Regions from separate parts of the Homo sapiens genome. Here region 2 is linked to region 1. The links are chromatin contacts, found by Hi-C or POLR2A ChIA-PET in ENCODE. All regions are on one chromosome and are shown on one strand. The core of a region is the stretch at or near the end of the contact, and the rest is flanking DNA. Distances in the headings are between cores, read along the strand shown.

Region 1 (7,698 bases), core at 1,905-4,404:
GTTTCAATACAGAGCCGAGAGTAAACTTCCTCAAACAGAGTTTCTCTGTGCTCCATGGGCCAGGTGCCGTGGTTCATGTCTGTAATTCCAATGCTTTGGGAAGGCAAGGCAGAAGGATGACTTGAGGCCGAGAGTTTGAGACCAGCCTGGGAAACACAGTGAGACCCTGTCTCTACAAAAAAACTCACCAGGTGTGGTGGCACGTGCCTGTAGTCCCAGCTACTCGGGAGGCTAAGGCAGAAGGATCGCTTGAGCCCAGAAGTTCAAGGCTTCAGTGAGCTATGATCATGCCATTACATTCCAGCCTAGGCAATACTGTTATATAATATTGGGTCCTAACCCCAGCTCCTCCCTCACTTCCTATCTCACCAGCCTCAATTCTCTTCCCTTCTTTTTCCTCACACGCCAATCCAGCGACTGGCACATGCGTCTCTGCCTGAGCCTCCCCTCACTAACGAAGGCCTTCCTGCTCTTTTCTCTCTGTGCCCACTGCCTCCCTCAATGGCTAGGTCAAAACTGAGCAGGCCGGGAGTGGTGGCTCATGCCTGTAATACCAGCACTTTGAGAGGCCGAGACAGGTGAATCATGAGATCAGGAGTTCAAGACCAGCCTGGCCAAGATGGTAAAACCCCATCTCTACCAAAAACTACAAAAATTAGCTGGGTGCGGTGGCAGGCCCCTGTAATCCCAGTTACTCGGGAGGCTGAGGCAGATGAATCGCTTGAACTTGGGAAGCAGAAGCTGCAGTGAGTCGAGATTGTGCCATTGCACTCCACCCTGGGCGACAGAGCGAGACTCCGTCTCAAAACAAAAAAAGAAAGCAAGAATTTTTCACATAACCAGAATGTCCATCCCTTCAAAATCCAAATCTGTGCTAAGTGTTAACCGCAATTTGTTACTCTTTTTCCTCTTATTAACTTCCTTCTACCTATAGTCCATGTTTACCTTAAAAAAGTTTTATCTTCTTTACTATGAAACATAATCCCATGAAATTTAAGCAAGAAAAATATCCCCTATCCTGCTTACCATATGCAAAAATGCTCTGACTTCAGCATGGTGCCAAACCAACACGCGTTCAACAATGTATACGACAAGAATATTCATTGGGCCATTGCTTGAGACAGCAGAAGATAGGAATCAACCTAAATGCTCACAAATTTGGGGCTAATTTTTTGTTTGTTTTTGTTTCTATTTTTGAGATGGAGTCTTGCTCTGTCACCCAGGCTGGAGTGCGGTGACACGATCTCGGCTCACTGCAACCTTTGTCTCCCGGGTTAAAGCGATTCTCCTGCCTCAGCCTCGCGAGTAGCTGGGACTACAGGCGCATACCACCACGCCGAGCTAATTTTTTGTATTTTTAGTAGAGACGGGGTTTCACCGTGTTAGCTAGGATGGTCTCAATTTTCTGACCTCGTGATCCTCCCGCCTCTGCCTCCCGAAGTGCTGGGATTATAGGCGTGAGCCACCGCGCCCAGCCGGGACTAGTTTTTAAAAGGATAACACATGCATATAATGGAATATTATGCAGCCACTGAAAAGAATGAAGCAAGTCAGTATGTATCGATGTGGAATGACTGCCGAGATATAACACCAAGTATACGAGTAAAGTGTAAAATATGCTACCACTGTATTTAGAAAGCATTCGTGTTTCTGTGGGGGAGTAATACATATTAACATGCTTTCATGTGGATAGATTATCTCTGGAATGATACATAAGAAACTGTAGCATCCTCTGCAAAAGAGAACGGGTGGGGAACAGGAATGAGAGAATGAGAAGAGAAGACTTATTTTTTACTGTATACCCTTCTCTACTGTTTGAATTTTTAAGACCATGTATATGCCTTACCTTTTCAAAAAGTAAAAAAAATTTTTTTTTACTAATACATGCCAATGTCATTTTGTCACTTTCCTTTTCATTGCAGTATTGTTACAGGCACGCAAGTTTAAGAAAAGAATCAGTCTTCAGTTGCAGGGAAAACATAAAAGTAACTGGGTAAATCTGAAAGTGTTCCCTCCCCGCAAACTCCTCTGCACTATTTCCCCATCGCAGGGTGAAGTGGAGGAAACCCCTCAGCTCAGCCTTCTTGGGGCAGCAAGTGCTATCAGCTCCCGCTCTGAATGGGGAAGCCAGGGCATCTCTGTTTCTACAACATTCGGCTGGCCTAGCTGCCGTAGGTCTCGTCCTGGATGCCGAGAAAAATCTGTGGAGTTCAAGGCAAGTTTGGATAACAGGGGGAGCGGGAAAATTGATGCGGGGGACCAGTCGGTGTGATGAATAGGCTGGGCCAGAACAGCAGGTGACGAATATGCAGGTGCAAGACTGGCAGGGAAGGAAGACGGTCCGTTCACAACAGATGGATGGAGATGCTCAATCATCCTCAGGAACAAGCGCGGCTGCCACACAGCCCTGCCTGCTCCGCACGAGCAGCTCCTCGCTCACCTGCAGGGCACGGCCCCGCCCCCAGAGGCTCTGCACTGGACCCACACTAGGGCAGGGCTACGGGAGAAAGAGCAGGAAGTGGGTGCGGAAGATGCCACGCTGCTGCAGGCGGGCCTCTCCGGGACTCACTGCCAGTGGACTCTTCTCATTTTGCCTTCTTCCTCCAGGTTCCAAAACCAAACCCGTTTTGTCTCCCCTGGTAGCTCTCACTCCTGAGAAAGGCTTTTACCGCTAAGGTGACCTGTTTGTCTAGGACCACGGGGCTGTCCACAACATGGGAACTTCAGGGTTGAACCCAGGGCAATTCTGGGCAAACCAGAACCCTTGGTTGTCACCCTACATTTTGCCCACTGTCCTCTCTTATTTCTCTTCCTCTTCAGTCAGTGAGAGAACCCAGATCGGCCTATTTGGTTCACACTTATGACTGAGTCGAATCCGTGTCGGGCATTTGTTTCCTCTGGTCGTCTATAACGAACAGAAAGGTAAGAATCAATAAGACATTCAACTCCTGTCTTTTCTCAGAATGGGGACCTCTTTAAAAAATGTCCAGGATATACTGGCTTCAATGACTCCAACAAACAGAGGAATGAATCTAAATCTTGATGCCACAATCCATGTCTCGTTAACAAAAAATCAGAAGGGCCAGACAGCCCCTCACAGAGCCAATTGTATTCCTTCCAGCTCAGCCGCAGGAGTTTCTGAGGATGAGGAAATGGGCCACACGCAAGCAAGGGGTGGGAGCTGGCAAGATTTCCGTGCCCTCCCCCCAAGCTATCTGCTGGACCCAAGCTCTAGGAAGAAAAGCTTTGTGAAAAGACTTCTGGCTTCACTAAGACACATTAAAGAATTAATTATAAAGTAAAGCTGAAGGAGAAAATTAATTTTAGAAACACAAGAGGTTACAATTTTTTTTTTCCTGGAGATGGGGGAGGAAACACAGTTATTTTCGTTTTCATCCTGGGGGCACAAGCTGGGAGCTGTCCAGTCGATAACCTGGCCATCAGAACAAGGTTTGTAATTAAAAGGTCAGTGACCTGGAAAGCCAGGGCCCCACTCCCAGAGCTTCTCAGTAATGACGGAGCTATTAAATTAAGACTGTTATGAAATCAATGCTAAAAAAGCTTTCATGGTAACGAGATTCCATTCAAGGACATGCAAACTACCTCATGAAATAGACGTAAATGATAAAAAAAAGAAAAGTAATAAAAGAGAGTTAAATTGAAATCTGTGTAAGAATTTACTCCCCCTTGAAATATTCTACAGAGAAGCCCTTTACCTCTAGCCCACTACCAAGGTTGGGACCGCCAGGTTTCTTCAAGTTCATTTCCAGCAAGGAGGCGGTTTTGCTACCGGGGTTTCTACTTCCAGGAACAGTAGAAGGATAAGATCTAGTTTCACCTTTTGGAATGAGAAAGTATGGTGGTGTGTTTTATTTGTTTCATTTGCCTACCCCAACCAGGACCATTTCTTGGATGAGGCAGGAAAAAGCCCTTTACTTAGACACTTGAGAAGGACACAGTAAGTGTGAGCCAACAGCACCCAGGCCCCACTATGCAGGGTTATACAGAAAAATAGATGATGTTTGTCTTTCCTAGAAGCTTGCTTTGCAACAGATATGTTAGAGTAAGTTAACAGACAACTCTATCCCCCTCCCCCACCTCACCCCCCTCACAAGCAAGCATCACTATTACCCACCTCATCCTCAGCCTGCCAAACATCTTTGGAAGCAGACTGCCTCCTACATTTTGTGGCTGGATAGGGTGTCAAATCAACACAAGCCTATTGACGACAATTTCCAAGCCTCTAACTTTCTGGACTGATTCTATTGCTGTTTTTACGTTACTCTAACCTCCTGGATTGCAGCCTGCTTAAAGCCCCAGATATGATGCCTGCCTGGCAAGAACTGCTTCTATATATAGACTGGTTCTATGAGGGCTTAAACCCCACACACAGTCCAATTATCTTGATGTGTGGCTGACTCCGCAGTTGATGTGTCATCTGCAGAATCAAGTGGTTGGAAGGAAAACAAAAACATTTATTCTAATACTCTGAAGGTGAGCAGCTGCTTTTTTCTTTCATCCAAAATATTCCCGATAAAAGGAAGAAATGTTGTAAATTACACAAAATGGCAGTACAAACTTCAAAGAAAATGATAAATGATTCTAATAACTTCACGTTTCTCATTAATGGCTCCATGTTCAGATTTTAAAGCATCCGAAAGAGATCTCAAAACAAAAAACAAAAAAAAAGTAACAGGAAAGACCTTTGCAAACCAATGCTCTTCCATCCCTATACCACTCATTCCCTACTCACCCTCACCCAGCACCCCCACCAGAAGTCACAGAGCACAACACTTAACCAGTCGGTAACACGGACAGGATGCAGCCCCTGCTCCCAGCTGCGGTTTCACAATGAAACAAACTCAGCTGATGCGCCTCATTTTCCACTGAACTGACATGCACTACAGGGACCTCAATTTCTATATTAAATATTAAATAATATTAAAAGAAAAACAAAATTGGATTTGCCTTTTCAGGAAAGAGATGTTTATTAAAAAAAAGAAAGTCAAGATTATAATTCAAGTCAGTGCTCCACTGCAATTCCCTGAAGTGACATTGCTAGGAAAAGCCAAGACTCCAGGAGCTGAGAGCCCTCCCAGAGCCCATGCTCCAAGCCCAGCACTGCAAGGCTTCTGCAGGGAGTCCAAGAGCACGGGTGCCAGAACCCAGGCCCCTCCTGGTCCAGACGGCCAGCGAGCCAATTTGCTTTCCTGCCACAACTACTGTTAGGGACCCAGTAGATGTTCACCCTCATCCCCATCGGAGACGGTGCCAGGCCGTGCTGAGCACGGAAACCTGACCCTGGAACAGCCCGAAATTTGAAAAGTGAAGCTTAAATCTGCGAAGGGGCTTTTCTTCCCCAGACACCGATCAAACCTTGGAATTCTCTGCCCAGAAAAGGTCCTGCCAGAACCTACTCCATTGGGATTCAACTCGGAAATGGATAATTACTGACTGAAGCAGCATTTTAGAGGATAATGGAGATGGGTGATTAACCTCAGAGATTCCAGGTTTAAGTACGGGATAAACTCACATGGTTCTCTTTAGAGGACGAAGGGCAGGATAGCATCTCAAGGTGCCAGATGCCTAAAATTCTAAAAACTCTAACCCAAATTAGGGGTCAAGAAGGAATTATGTCCACTGTACCAATAAACAGTCACCTTCCAGTCTTTGCTCATGTGCCACCCTCTTAGAGACACTCTGACATTCATGTTGTTTAAGATCACAGTCCAGCCCACACCAACTCTGGCATTCCTCACCCCGGCTCCCTGCTTCATTCATCAGTATCCATGGCGCTCGGCATCTGACATCCGACCTATTTCATTTTCCCATTTGTTAATCGTCTGCCTTCCCTCCACTAGAATTTAAGCTCTGCGAGGGCAGGGATTTTGTCTGTTCGGTTCTCTGCTAAATTCCTGATGGGAGTCCAGGGACAGGGCATAGGGTGCACAATGACTCTTGGATGAATTGATCAGTTGGATTTTTTTTGCTAAAGGAGCAACGAATCATAATTGCACAAAAAGTTTTCTCTCTACAGTAATTATTAGCCAAGTAACTCAAAAGAAGTATTATTTGGTCCAGAGTTTCTCTCTCTCTTTTTTTTTTCACTCCCTCTCCCAGTCAGGGATTTATTAAAATTAAACAGATTAGATGGAGCTCCTGATACTAAAACTGCTCAGCAAAGCCTGCGGTGGGGAAGTGCCGAGCAAACACCAGAGACATTTGTCTCTAAATTGCTCTAAATACCTTCTGCAAATGAAATTCTAACCCAGCTGCGTTTGAGAGAAAATGAGGACTAACTGGTCATTGTCGGTGGAAGAGAAGATCAGGCAGTTATAATATTGCACAATATACTGGAGCTAAGGATCTCTCGGCAACCATAGATTTTGTCTCAGGTTACCCCGGGTAATCAGCTCAGCTTTTAGGCTCAGCTTTCCCCAGCTTCAATGCTTTGATGAGAGAGCTGAAATCCCTAAGCTTTTATGATTAATTACTCCCCATAGGTACACATATTTCAAGGAAAAACTCTTTTATGGCATGATGCTTGCGGAGTGGCGAGGCCAGCCAACACACTCCAAATTTTAATAATCTCCTAATGATGGCGGGGGGGGGGGGTGCTGGCACAATGCAGCCAGTGAGCAGCCGTGCAGTGCTCCTTACCAACTCTGTCGCAGGGACCCAGCCTTGGGGCTGCCGCGAAGCAGCTGCCTGTGGTGAAATGTTTGGGCTTCTTCTGCCCAAACCCTGTTAGTGCAGCCCCGGGACATGATCGCATGAAGGGACCAATGGTTCATGCTGCATCCCTTCAGCGGGACATCACAGAGCAGACCTAGGAAATATCACCCACCTATTCCAGCCAAAAATGACTGAAAGCTCAAAACTCAGAATTTCAAGGCTGGCATTCCAGCTCCTTAAGGAAAAAGAGTTTTGCTTTGGGAGGAAGAAAGCTTACTTTTGCCCATCATGGTATATAAGGATGTGTAAATGACTTCCTAGATTTCTAGAAAATTACATGTATAAAAAATTGAAAAGTCAGGTTTCTTTGTAGTTTTCATTTTACAAAAAAAGAAAAATACCCTGAAGTCCAACAGAACCAGAATAGATTGTCTCTTCAGACAATATTGAATTTGTCAGGGTCCACTTTATCCCTGTTTACAGAAATACCATAAAACCACTAATTTACCGCTTCAATCTGTAAATCGGACTGACCCCAAGCTTGAGTTTAACCTGACCTTGTTAGTCATCTCGTTTCCCTCGCCCTTCATTTCTTTCTCCCTCATTCTCTATTGAAGCAGCTGAACTCCTAACCTAAGCTAGTCATCCTGCAGCCAGGGTCACTGACACAGAGCAGACCAAAAACCAGAAGTCCTCCACAGTCTCATCCAATGGGCCGACTCTGCTACTGAATGCTGCCTTTGCCATGATGGACTGGACTAAGTCATCCGTGCTTAATTACCCGAATCGTGTCATCTTGCCGCTCCATTGTCAGGAAAGAAACCTGCATGCCCCACTGGGGGGTTCGCCTCAGCCCCACTGCCCCATGAGTGGGCAGCTCTAGGAAGTCCTGGCAGCTCAGCACCTGCCTTGCACCGTGGCTTCCATCTGCCCCAGCCCCAGTCCCCCTGTAGGCCGTGCTGCACAGCCCTGTGGAACCTGTACCTTTCTTCTTTAGGAATGCTCTCCTGGTTGCAAGTGGGC
Region 2 (7,698 bases), core at 2,690-5,189, 71 kb before region 1:
CCGCTGTCTGTGATCTGCATCGCAAACATCTTCTCTGGTTTATTTTTCTTTTGACTCTGCTAATGGTGTTTTGTCGCATGCAGAGGTTTTTATACAAATTTATCAATCTATTCTTTTATGGGTTCTGGGGTTTGTGTTATGGTTAGCAAGGACTTCCCCCACTCCCTTCCCAGGCTGTGCAGTGACACTCGGTGTCTAAGAAACTGCCATGGGAAGGGGACAGTGCTACTTCACTGATGGTGGACACCCCCACCCGACACAAATCACCTCTCGTTATACAGGGAGCTCTAAGAGCACTGAGGCAGACGGATCTTTCACCTCGACCCCAAGGAGCCGGGCACTTGGAGTCCTGGTCAGGTGTCTCTTCTGTCTCCCCTCTTCTAGCCAGCTTTGCTTGGCGCTCCAGATACAAAACCTGACATCTAGTGCAAGTCCATTTTCAGGAGGAAAAAGTGAAGACAGAGCAACCTGGCCACCCCGCTCTCTCAGAGTCCCTGCTCAGGAGGGCCTTCATCCATACCCGGAACATCCCTCCCTGCAGCCAAAATCCTCAGGCAGAACAAGTGCAGAACGGGGCCCACGGCCCGAATACCATATTCACCACTGATTTCTCAGACACCATGAAGCCTCTTGCAAGAAAGCAGCTGTGACTTGGCTGAAAGCTTGACCAGCACCTGGAGTTTGCTGGATTCCTCTGCTCACCCGCAAACATCCCGCCATGAGAAGGACAGCCTTCTCTGGGGCCCTCTGGGCTGTCAAGGCTGAGCAGACGCTGGCTGTGTGGGTTGAGGACCAGGACCCTCCCAATAGCTGCCTCACTTTCCAGAGTTCTGAGCTATTCCAGCCCCAAGAAACACCTGTGGTCCCTGCAGCCTCACCCTTCACCCCTCACCGCTCCTCATTCCTGCCATGCTCACGTTAAGAACATTTTATTGCCCCCTGGTTTTCATTATTAATGAAAAGGGACCAGAATGATCTTTCCTAAAGTTCAGAGAGTCTATAAAGACAAGAAGCTGAAATGCCATTTTACTCGTTTTGGAGATGTGTGATACAATTCTGTCTTGTGGCAAAATGAAAAAAGAGAAAAACTCGGATAGAGATGACTCCTACCCGCTGTGTGGCTCTCAGAGGGTAACAGACCAGGCTACTGCAAAAACATTAGCACAGTCCACACTAGCTCAAACTCCCAGCCACGACCACCTCAAGTCCTGCCCCTCCCCACCCTGGGGCCTATTTTTTCCAAGTCTGGTGCAGACCCCGCAAGGGAACTGAGAGCAGGGCGCCTGGGAACACACCTCCCCGCCACCAGGCTCCCTGAATGTCCGGAGGTATAAAGACAAGGGCAGGAGATGGGGCAGTCACTCTTCTCTAGCTGGGAAGAAAAGGAAGAGAATGAGTGGGCTTTTTAAATGCTTCGAGTCTCCACTCTGGAAGCAGGGACTGGCCTGCCATGCAGACAAGGCAGACAAGGTAGCAAGTGGGCAACAAGCCTGGGGTCAGAAACCCTCATGCCACCACCAGCCAGGGGGGTTCCAAGGACATTTTTCTCTTCTTATCAAGCACTGACTGAAGGTGGCAGGGCTTTGTGAGCCCCAAAGAATCCAAGAACAGGCGATATCTTCACTCTCACTCAGAGCCCAGCTGTCTAAGGACCGGCGCCCTAGCTGCGTGGCAGGGGTTCCTCACCAGTACCAAAGCCCTGGCATCTCTGTGAAGGCTGAAGAGACGGGCATCTGTGGTGGCAATCCTCATCCTGCACACCTGGGCCTTCCTGGACTGCCTCTACGCTGTGGCGCTGTGGGCTGCAATGAGGTCAGGGGATAAACTGCTATAGAGCAAAGGGCATGGAGCTCTTCAAAACCCAACCTTCCAAGGACTCCACGAACTAGCTTAAGCTCTGCCCGGCTCCATGGAGGTCAGCCTGCGCAAAGGCTCCAGTTTGGGTAAAACCATGGTAGAGCGGGGGCAGGAGAGGTGCATCCCCACAGCTCCTAACTATTCACTGAACACCAACAAAACCAACATGACTCTGTTTCTTTATACCTCCACCAACCAAATTCTCACCTAACAGGTGAGAACAAACATCATCAACTAAGAACACATGCACAGGACTAGGACTTGTGCATACAACACGGCAATGTTGAGCCTGAAACCTTGCTGAGCAAGTCACAGACCGATCCACACCATGGAAATCCTGCAATCCAGTAAAGGTTCATCGGCAACACAGAGCTGAGAGCTGTCACGGAACCATCCTGCCGAGACAACAGGCACTCCAGTGATGTGCTGGCTGACAAGAGGGAGAGAACTCTCACGTCCTTGGGGAGGCTGGCAGCCCAAGCATGGGCAAGGCAGTGGTAGAAACGGGGCCAGCCCATTGAGGTCGCCTCCAGGCTCATCAGGGTTGGAGCCATGTCTCTATACAGCAGTGTCTCTAGCTTCTCACATCAGCCCATCAGCTTCGCTCAGAAGCCACCCTGAAAATTAAATGACAAGACAGGCTCACTCCCAGTAAGGTCCTGGAATAAAGCCAGCCCACCAAATCAGTGCTTGCTACAGCACAGAGGTGGAGAGCACAAGTGCAGAGAGACGGGGACCTGGCTGGGCTGAGAAGGGCTGGCTATAGCTTGGGGGCGGGGTGGGCCCTGAAGCACATGGCTGTGGATGGCTGGCAGTGGGCAGAAAGACAGGCCCAGAGAGCAGCAACAGAAACAGATCGTCTCTGCTCTGAACAGAAGGACTTGGCAGCCTGGATGGCAAAAGGCACCACAGTAGCCCAACAGTAGTCCTGTTGGAAAATGCAAAGCCTGTATTTACACGTACATCCCATGAAAGACAATCTTTTCCACTTTTCATGGGCTACAATGCCATTAGCAGTGTCATCTTTAGGCAGGAAGGACACCGAGAGGCATATCTATATCCCCTGTCCATAGATTAAAAAATATGAGCTCTAATTAAGCTGTTAAGAATTCAGAAGAGTCCAGAAATAGACCCATGCTTACATGGTCAACTGATTTTTGATAGAGGCCAAGGTAGCTCTATGGGGAAAGGATAATTTTTGCAACAGCCATGCTGAACAACTGGATATCCATAGGAAAAAAAAATGAACCTTGACTCTCACCTTATACCATACACAAAAATTAACTCAAAATGGGTCACACCTAAACAAGAAAGCAAAAACTATAAAACTTCTATAAGAAATCAGAAAACATAGAAGAAAATCTTTGCAACCTTGGGGTAAACAAAAACATCTTAAGATATAAGAAGCATGAACCAAAAAGGAAAAAACTGATCAAATGGACACCATCAAAATTTAAAGCTTTTGCTTTTCAAAAGGCACTGTCAAGAAAATGAAGAGACAAGCCATAGGCTGGGAGAAAATATCTGCCAAGCATATATCTGACAAAGCACTTGTAACTAGAATACATAAAGAGCTCTGACAATTCAATAATAATAAAAAGACAAAGTGGCTTTTAAAATGGGCATAAGATTGGAAGAGACTCTGTACAAAAGATATACGAATGGCCAATAAGTACATGAAAATATGCTTGATGTCATTAGCCATTAGGGAAATCCAAATTAAAAGTACTATACAATAAGGTTCCATTACATACACATTAGAATGGCTAAACTCAAAAATGAGACTATCGGGTGTTGACAAAGATATGGAGCAACTGAAACTCTTACATATTGCTGATGGGAACACAAACGCTACAACCATTTTGGGAAATAGTTTGACAGTTTCTTTTAAAGTTAAACATGGACCTAACATGTGACTAAGCCATTCCACTCCTAGGAAATGAAAGTATAAGTGCACATAAAGATTTATACATGAATGTTCACAGCAGCTTTACTCATAATAGCCCCAAACTGGGAGCAAGCCAGATGACTACCAACTGGTCAACAGATAAAGAAATTGCGGTACATGGAGCAACAGAAGTTGGCACTATAGCCAGTTGGCCAATCCTACTTTAGCCTATTTTTATGTAGCCATGAGCTAAGAATGGCTATTAATTTTTTTTTTATTTCGGTGGGGGGACAGAGTCTTGCTCTGTCACCCAGGCTGGAGTGCAGTGGCGCAATCTCAGCTCACTGCAACCTGTACCTCCTGGGTTCAAGTGATTCTCCTGCCTCAGCCTCCCAAGTAGCTGGAACTACAGGCATGCCACCAGGCTCAGCTAATTTTTATATTTTTAGTACAGACAGGGTTTCACCATGCTGGCCAGGCATGGTGACCTCAAACTCCTGACCTCAAACTCCTGACCTCAAGTGATCCACCCAACTCACATCCCAAAGTGCTGGGATTACAGGCGTGAGCAACCGCACCCAGCCTGGTTATTAAATTTTTAAAGAATTGTGGTCATGGGAAAGGGAGAAGAAGAACAGGAAGAGGAAGAAGGAGGAGAAAGAAGAGAGGATGAAGGGAGAAGAGAAAAAGGTGAGAAGGAAAACATGTGACAGAGATATGTGGCTCACAAAGTCTAAAATATACCCATTTAAAGAAAAAGTCCAGGCAGTGGCTCATGCCTGTAATCCCAGCACTTTGGGAGGCCAAGGCGGACGGATCACCTGAGGTCAGGAGTTCAGGAGTTCGAGACCAGCCTGACCAACATGGAGAAACCTCGTCTCTACTGAAAATACAAAATTATCCAGGCGTGGTAGCGCATGCCTATAATCCCAGCTACTCGGGAGGCTGAGGCAGGAGAATCACTTGAACCCACCCGGGAGGCAGAGGTTACAGTGAGCCAAGATCACGCCATTGCACTCCAGCCTGGGCAACAAGAGTGAAACTCCATCTCAAAAAAAAAAGAAAAACGAAAAAGAAAGCCCACTGATCTCTGGAATACAACTCAGTAATGAAAAAGAATGATATCTCTCTCTCTCTGTGTATATATATATGTGTGTGTGTGTGTGTGTGTGTGTGTATATATATATATATATGTAAAGTTATATATATTTGTGTATAATATATATAAATATATAATAAATATACTCTGGGCAACAGAGTGAGATGGTGTCTCCAAAAAACTAACACTATAAAACTTCCTAGAAGACAATATAGGAGAAAGTCTCTTCAACCTTGGGGTAGACAAAGGCTTCTTAGGATGCAAAAACCATGAATCACAATCATGATATAGACATAAACAGTTCATTCCTTTTATATGTATTTTCCAAATATATATTACATATATTTACATATAATATAGAAATGCATATATAAATTATATATGAATAAAATTATATGTATTTATATAAATATGTATTTATATATCAATACATATATATGTATATAAAAACATGAATCAATCTCAAAACCATTATGTTACGGTAAAGAAACCAGACACAGAAGTCTACATACTATATGGTTCCATTTATACAAAATGTTTTATTTTTATTTATTTATTTATTTTTTGAGATGGAGCTTCGTTCGGTCACCCAGGCTGGAGTACAATGGTGCAATCTCAACTCACTGCAACCTCCGCCTCCCGGGTTCATGGGATTCTCCTGCCTCATCCTCTCGAGTAGCTGGGATTACAGGCGCCCGCCACCACGGCCAGCTAATTTTTGTACGTTTAGTAGAGACAGGGTTTCACCATGTTGGCCAGGCTGGTCTCGAACTCCTGACCTCAGGTGATCCGCCCTCCTCAGCCTCCCAAAGTGCTGGAATTACAGGCATGAGCCACTGCACCTGTTCTATAAGAAATGTTTGAAAAGGCACAAGGAACTACAGTGACAGAGCAGAGATTGGTGGTTAACAGAAACCAGAGGCAGGGGAAAAGGACGACATAAAGGGCACAAAGCAACTTTCTGGGGTGATAGAAATTTTCTATATTGTGATTGTAGTGTTGGTTACAGGAGTTAAATGAGTTACAACTTGTTTGTACAACTCATTGAATTGTATACTTAAAATTGATGTATCTTATTGTATGTAAATTATACTTACAAAAAGCTAATTAGAAAGAAAAGAATTAAGAAGGATCCAGAAACATAAAACTACCACATCCAGCAATTCCACTCCTAGATATCTACCCAAGAGGAATGAAAACGTATGTCCACACAGAACTTGCACAGAAATGTTCTTTGCAGCATTATTCATCTTCACCAAAATTGGAGACAATCTAAATGTCCATCGACTGCTGAACTGATGGACAAAATGAGGTACAACCAGACAACAGAATACTATTCCATGATAAAATGGAATGAATTACTGATACATGCTACAATATGGATGAACCTCAAAAACATCAGGTTAAGTGAAAGAGGCCAGGTACAAGAGATCACATATTCTGATTCCATTTACCTGAAATGTCCAGAAAAGGGGACATTTATAGTGATGAAAAGGAGATTAGTGGTTGCCTGGGGCTAGAGGTGGGAAGAGGGATTAACAGTAAATGGGCCCAAAGGATCTTGCAGGGGAGGTGAAGTACTCTAAAGCTGATTTATGGTGACAGCTGCATCACTCGGTAAAGTTACTAAAAATCATTGAATTGTATAGTTGAAATGGATGAGTTGTATGACATATAAAGTATACTTCGATAGCTTTGTTTTTTTTTTTATTTTTTTTTAAAAGAGGAATCTAGAAACAGACCCATTCATATATAGTCAGTTGATTTTTTTTTTTTCTTTTTTTTTTTGAGACGGAGTCTCGCTGTTGTCACCCAGGCTGGAATGCAGTGGCACAATCTCAGCTCACTGCAACCTCCACCTCCCAGGTTCAAGCCATTCTCCTGCCTCAGCCTCCTGAGTAGCTGGGATTACAGGCACCTGCCACCACACCCAGCTAATTTTTGTACTTTTAGTAGAGACCGGGTTTCACCATGTTGGCCAGGCTGGTCTCGAACTCCTGAGCTCAGGCAATCCGCCCACCTTGGCCTCCCAAAGTGCTGGGATTACAGATGTGAGCCACCAAGCCTGGCTGTGAGTTGATTTTTTATAGACATGTAACTCAATGCGGATAAGATAATCTTTTGAACATAAGGTATAGGCACAACTGGATATCCTTATGGGGAGAAACGAACCTTGACCTTCACCTCACACCATTCACGAAAATTAACTAAGAATAGATCACAGACCTAAACATAAAAACTAACGCTATAAACTGGGTGCAGTGGCTCATGCCTGGGCAACATGGTGAAAACCCATCTCTCCACAAAATACAATAATTAGCCAGGTGTGGTGGCACACACCTGTAGTCCCCACTACTTGGGAGGCTGAAGCAGGAGGATCACTTGAGCCCGTGAGGTAGAGGTTGCAGTGAGCCAACATCAGGCCATTGCATTCCAGCCTGGGTGACAGAGTGAGACAGTGTCTCCTAGAAGACAATATAGGAGAAAGTCTCTTCAACCTTGGAATAGACAAAGTCTTCTTTAGGATGCAAAACCATGAATCATAAAAGGAAAAAAAGATAAATATATGTCATCAAAATTAAAATTGTGTGCTCTTCAAAAGGTAATGTTAGGAAAATAAAAAGGCAAGCCACCAACTGGGAGGAAATACTCATAATACATGTATCTGACCAACAACTTGAATCCAGAATACATTAAAAACCTCATTCAACTCAGTAAGAAGACTGTTAATAATGGGCAAAATACTGAAACACACTCTTCACAAGAAAGATATGCAAGTGGACAATAAACACACAAAGAGAGGTTCAACCTAATCAGTCATCAAAGAAATATAAACCCAAACCACCATGAGATA

What was found. Hi-C counts contacts between places; a loop is a spot of excess contacts on that map. ChIA-PET counts read pairs that join two places held with the same protein, here RNA polymerase II (POLR2A). Pooled maps may share reads with other maps.
Region 2: a loop to region 1 is called in a map of right cardiac atrium, with 3 times the contacts of the local background. The contact joins two enhancer-like sites. A Hi-C loop is called at or near these places in 9 of 168 maps with a recorded cell type or tissue (Panc1, astrocyte of the cerebellum, esophagus squamous epithelium and 6 more) and 3 of 50 pooled maps. POLR2A ChIA-PET finds 5 or more read pairs at or near these places in 5 of 52 experiments (AG04449, AG04450, HEK293 and 2 more).

What each region holds. Positions count from the first base shown.
Region 1 is chr1:10,536,259-10,543,956 of GRCh38, reverse strand. It overlaps PEX14 (peroxisomal biogenesis factor 14), which reads right to left. Exons shown (of 9, transcript NM_004565.3): 3 at 7,660-7,698. Among named protein-coding and RNA genes, the nearest start is that of PEX14, 65 kb to the right of the region's middle. RefSeq lists an enhancer at 2,466-3,009. Within about 2 kb of position 3,154, at least 7 of the 41 ENCODE cell types and tissues checked have a DNase peak (open chromatin) inside an H3K27ac peak, as active enhancers do.
Region 2 is chr1:10,607,597-10,615,294 of GRCh38, reverse strand. All of the region lies in intron 4 of PEX14 (peroxisomal biogenesis factor 14), which reads right to left. Among named protein-coding and RNA genes, the nearest start is that of PEX14, 140 kb to the right of the region's middle. Within about 2 kb of position 3,939, at least 3 of the 41 ENCODE cell types and tissues checked have a DNase peak (open chromatin) inside an H3K27ac peak, as active enhancers do.